2 separate regions of the Homo sapiens genome follow, and region 2 is linked to region 1. Evidence: chromatin loops called from intact Hi-C (ENCODE). Cell type or tissue: CD4-positive, alpha-beta T cell. All regions are shown on one strand.

The links. Hi-C counts contacts between places; a loop is a spot of excess contacts. Peaks named below come from ENCODE experiments on the same cell type or tissue, not always from the same donor. Only the 100,000 strongest peaks of a DNase experiment are listed, where the experiment ranks them.
Region 2: a loop joins it to region 1, with 4 times the contacts of the local background. A loop is called at or near these places in 5 of 110 quality-filtered maps.

Annotation. Positions count from the first base shown.
Region 1 is chr3:38,130,199-38,132,698 of GRCh38, reverse strand. ACAA1 (acetyl-CoA acyltransferase 1) reads left to right here. Exons shown (of 12, transcript NM_001607.4): 4 at 694-773; 5 at 1,061-1,103. Among named protein-coding and RNA genes, the nearest start is that of ACAA1, 5.7 kb to the left of the region's middle. In CD4-positive, alpha-beta T cell, a CTCF peak has its summit at 942; a DNase peak (open chromatin) is centred at 918.
Region 2 is chr3:39,404,954-39,407,453 of GRCh38, reverse strand. It overlaps RPSA (ribosomal protein SA), which reads right to left and starts at 734. Exons shown (of 7, transcript NM_002295.6): 1 at 690-734. RefSeq lists a silencer at 351-530 and enhancers at 701-840, 222-1,013. In CD4-positive, alpha-beta T cell, CTCF peaks have their summits at 526 (motif pointing right) and 977; DNase peaks (open chromatin) are centred at 463 and 863; H3K4me3 peaks cover 1,439 bases; H3K27ac peaks cover 1,453 bases.

The DNA of each region.
Region 1 (2,500 bases):
GGGTCTGAGGAGGTCTGGAAATTTCCCTAGGGCTTTGTACTGTTGGCCAAGGCAGGTTACATCAGGAGGGGAAGCCCTACTAGCTTCCAGGGCTAAGACCAGTATGAGAGTCTTGGGGAACCTACCAGAGCAATGGATGTTAGAATATATGATGCCCATCAGAGTGCTTCGTCTAGGTGGGATCAGGCTTTCAAGAGTCCATGGGAACATGCAGGGTTAGCTATATGATTACTGGTAAGGCCGAGTGGTCCCTGGCCTCAGACTTTAGGCATTTCTTTTGCTCTGGTGCTCTGTCCCAGCAGCAGTTCCTTTTCTCTGTTTTTTGGGGGAAACAGAGATACACAGTTTTCATTTCTGAATCTTCAAAGGGAGAGAGAGAGAAGGATCCCTGTGGCCCAAACAGGCTTCCCTTGCCTTTGGGCTGTGCTTGGTCTTTGATTGAAGATTCTCATAGGAGTAGAAGGGAATGTGCTTGTGGGGCCCTGGGGAGCAAGTGCCTGCAGAGATGGGGTCTGCCCAGTAGCTGCTCACCCCCATTCCATGGATCTGGCCTGGCATGGGAGCAGAGCTGCTGGGTTTGTTCCCCTGCCCTTTACATCCCTTGAGGGGGGCAGTTAGAAGCATAGGACTGCTTTCCATGAGAGCCTGGCATGGAATTGGGGGCTGATTCTACTTTCTCACCTTCTGTTTCAGTGACATCCCGGAGACTGTGCCTTTGTCCACTGTCAATAGACAGTGTTCGTCGGGGCTACAGGCAGTGGCCAGCATAGCAGGTAAGTTATGACTGGGTGGGTGCCTTGGTCCTGGACCTGTGGGTTTGGGTCAGCAAAGTCGCTGTCTGCCGGGCAAGCAATAATTACCATTTCTGAGGACTCTAACCACAGAAAGAGTGCAGGAGCGCCCCCTACCACTGCCCAAAGCCTTTTCTGAACACTCCTGGGTCTTCCATTTCTGAGGCTGGGGCTGAGTCCCATCTAGAGACCAGGTGGGGAAGAGGCTCCACTGCTTCCAGAACAGGTGGACTCTGGCAAAGGATGTTTATGAAATGCTTTTGTTACAGGTGGCATCAGAAATGGGTCTTATGACATTGGCATGGCCTGTGGGTAAGAATTTTTTTCTGCCGGAGCTTATTAACCAACTTGTGACAATAAAACTAATTTTCATCTGAGTTCTCAGAGGCCATGATTTCAGGATTCCCCCCATCCCCTTTAGGCAGCTGGCCACGAGTGGGTTCTCACAAATGCAGGTTAAGAGTGGCTACCAACTCTGGCTGCTCAGGAATCACTCACACCTCTCAGCACTAGCAGGGGAGGGGAATTGGCCTCTAAAAGCTTACTTTCTTGGAAATCTTTCAGGCTGGAAAAGGTGGGAAAACATTTTGAGAAAATCCAGCATTTGGGTTTCCTTTGGGGGCCCTTGTTGATTCATGATGCTGCTGAGAGAGAAGTTGCAGTTTGGGTTCCCTAAAGCCAGGGACAGCGCCTACTGTATAACTAGTTTGTTCATTTTACTAGGCTGTCTGTCCCTTTGTCTCCCCACCTTGGAACCAGTGTGGAAACTTCCAGCTGCTTATGGGCTATGAGGGACATAATTAGATCTGTGGTGGTTTGGTCACTGTCACCTTCACCTAGACTGTGGCTCCATCATTGGCTGCAGCAAATGGAGCTGCAGAAGTTGTATTTGGCAGTGCCTCCAGGGAAGGTCAGGGCACAGGTGCCCAGGCTTGGGTGGGCATCTGGTGCTGGGAGGGCAGGGGAGTAAGGTCTTTGGCAGGCTGGGGGAGGTGAGCAGCCCCAGGGTTCTGACATGCCTCCGCTGCCTTTCACATCCTCTTTAGGGTATTTCTTGAGAGGACGCATTGCTGGCCCCTGTCCCAGGGCTGTGGCAGCTGTCACTGAGTTGTAATGACCTATGTCTACAGTTGTAAATAAAGCCAAAGACCACTCTGCAAGGACTTTGGCTGGGCAAAGGCCACTGCCGTTTGATTTCTCTCATGCTCTTCTATCTTACTGGGTGAGAGGTGGCATGGATAACTTGAGAAGGGCTGGAGCTTTTATGAGTTTCTTAGAGAGTATCTGATTCCCAAGCAGGTTAAGGATGATGGTACTAGGATATTAAGATCTGGGCCAGGCCTGACACCCACATCACAGGCTGACTGTTCTCCATAGACTTTGATCAGCAAGTATTTAACACAGGGCACTCTAGTTGGAAGTGGGCTCTGGGACCAGACTACCTAAATGTGGATCCAGGCTGGGTCACCATGGATAAGTTATACAGTCTCTCTAGACCTCAGTCTCCTGATCTATAAAATGGGGATACCTAGCTCAGCTCTGTTGAAGTTGAGAAGAATAAATGGAGTAATAGCAACAGTTTACACTGTGGAGTATTTGTCTGTCATGTGACTGACACTGAAGCACTCTAATATCTCAAAAGAATTCAGAATAGTGCTGGGCACGTGAAAAGCACTCAGTCAAGGTTATCTGTTATCATCCCTTGAGGT
Region 2 (2,500 bases), 1.3 Mb before region 1:
GCACATCTTACTGAGGAAATAGTGTGGACGGCAGAGTAACCGAGTAATAAAACTACACGAAATTAGCGAATGGAAATTCAACACTTCTCAAGATAGGAATTAAGGAAAAGTTGTGGATGCGCCAAGTTAACAACTAGATACAAAAGAGCAGCCATGTTTGGAATATGCAAACTAAAGGCAAAAAAGGCATGAATTGTTTTCAGACATTTTCAAGCAGATTGTAGGCGGATGCTTTGGAATTACTTCGCTGTGCTGTCACCACTTGTTTGTCTAAAAACCCGAGAACCTTAACTCCTGACCCGCACGGCGCGAAGGGAAAACCCGACCAGCCCAAGTAGCTGGTGTAAATCAGCGCCTGGGCCTAGACTCACCGCCGTGTGGGACTCCGAAGGGATAGCAACACAGGATGTTAGCCCGCTTTCTGCACTCCCGCCCACCCGCGGCCTGGTCCGAACCCCAGCTCGGAGCCTCCGCTGGAGGGCGGCCTCCACCCGCTCCCGGGGCACTCTGGGAACCCGCCAGCCCGAGCCTGGCCACGTGCGGGCCGCAGGCCTAAGGTGGGGCGCGCCGGGCGGGAGACAGATCCAGTCTGACCGGCTTTCATCACTAGTCTTCTCACCCTTCATTTGAGCAGGAAAAGCTCATTTTTCTAGCCCTGGAAGGCGCCAGGGACGCTACACGGAACTCACCCAGAACAACGCCGTATGGACCCCTCTGCAGGTAGCACGGAAAAGACAGGCGGCAGGAAATGACGTCCTTATGTACTCCGTTGTCAGCCAATGGCAAAGAAAGTCGAGCGGAAGAAGGGCGGAGCCGGAGAAGAACGCTGCCGGGACTGGGCTTTTTCTTCAGGAAGGCGGGCTTGCGCCGCAGGAGCGGGCCTCTGGGCTGTAGCCGGTAGCGGCATCCTGGTCGGATCTGGGGCGCTTGTGACTTTGGGGTTTCTAGTGCCACAGCGACGCCCTGTGCATAATTCCTGTCCAGAGCGCGGAACTCAAGTTAGTCAGCCAGGCGGGGCGTTCTTACCCAGCCCTTGTACCTGCGAATATGAGCGGCTTTCTAGCCTAAGCTGCCATTTTGTTACCTGAAAAGTAGGAAGGTTTGTTCGACACAACAAATTGTTAGGTAAACAAAAACTTGAAGATTTATTTTATTTTATTTTCCTGGAGAACAGTTTAACAGGACGTAATTCAGATTTAAATGTTCACTTAAGGGAAGTTTTCTCTGAAAAAGTTAAAAAAGATAAGATTGAACTGATCGTATGCGTTATGTCTATCTCATGTATCTATCCATCTATCACCTGGGGGAAGTTTCCCTGAAAAAGTTAAAAAGGACAAGATTGAACAGATGGTATGGATTATATCTATCTTTTTTTTTTTTTTTTTTTTGGTAGAAGAAAAATTTTGCAATATCCATCAGTAGGAGATAAGTTTGCCGGGCGCGGTGGCTTGTGCCTGTAATCCCAGCACTTTGGGAGGCCGAGGTGGGTGGATTGCCTGAGCTCAGAAGTTCAAGACTAGCCTGGGAAACATGGGGAGACCCCCATCTCCACAAAAAATACAAAAATTAACCAATCATGATGGTGCGTCCCTGTAGTCTCAGCTACTCAGGAGGCTGAGGCAGGAGGATAGCTTGAGCCTAGAGGTCAAGTCTGCAGTGAATGTGATTGCACCGCTGCACTCCAGCCTGGGCAATAGAGCGAAATTCTGTCTCCAAAAAACAAACAAAAAAATAGGAGTTAATTGAAGGGGCGCGGTGGCTGTAATCCCAGCACTTTCGGAGGCTGACGCGGGCGGATCCCTTGAGGCCAGGAGTTCAAGAGACCAGCCTGGCCAACATGGCGAAACCCGGTATCTACTAAAAATTCAAAAATTAGCCAGGCATGCCTGTAATCCCAGCTACTGGGGAGGCTGAGGCGGGAGAATTGCTTGAACCCAGGAGGCAGAGGTTGTAGTGAGTGGAGATTGCGCCACTTGCACTCCAGCCTGGGCGACAGAGTAAGACTCCGTCAAAAAAAAAAAAAGTGCAGGTTCCTCTCTGGGGCCTGCTGAGTCAATCTGATTTCTGAGCCCACCCTAAAATGAACTCGTAGACCCTTATGGCCACTCTTCCAAAGGACAGCACATCCAGGTTCTCCTGCAAGTGGCTCTGCAGCTCCACTGAAGCCAGTATGATTTTCTGAGGAGCTTGGAAACCCTTGGACCCTAGCACAGGTCACCCCCAGGCTGCTCTGCTTCATCACCCACCAAGGCTGAAGCACCTGGGGCTTGAGGGACAAATTCAGAGAAGTCACAGCCCCTTGCGGCAAATGCAAATGCCTCCCGCTTCTACGCTTTGTTATGGGAAGAGGAGGCATTCAGTTTGTTGGCAGAAACTCAGGCCACAAGCCTCCTCAGAGGCCCCTGAGTCCCAAAACAATGCCCTGCCCCCTGCACCCAAATGTACTCCTGCTTAACCCTTCACGTGTGGATTGGGATTGCTGAGTAGTGAGTGCAGCTCT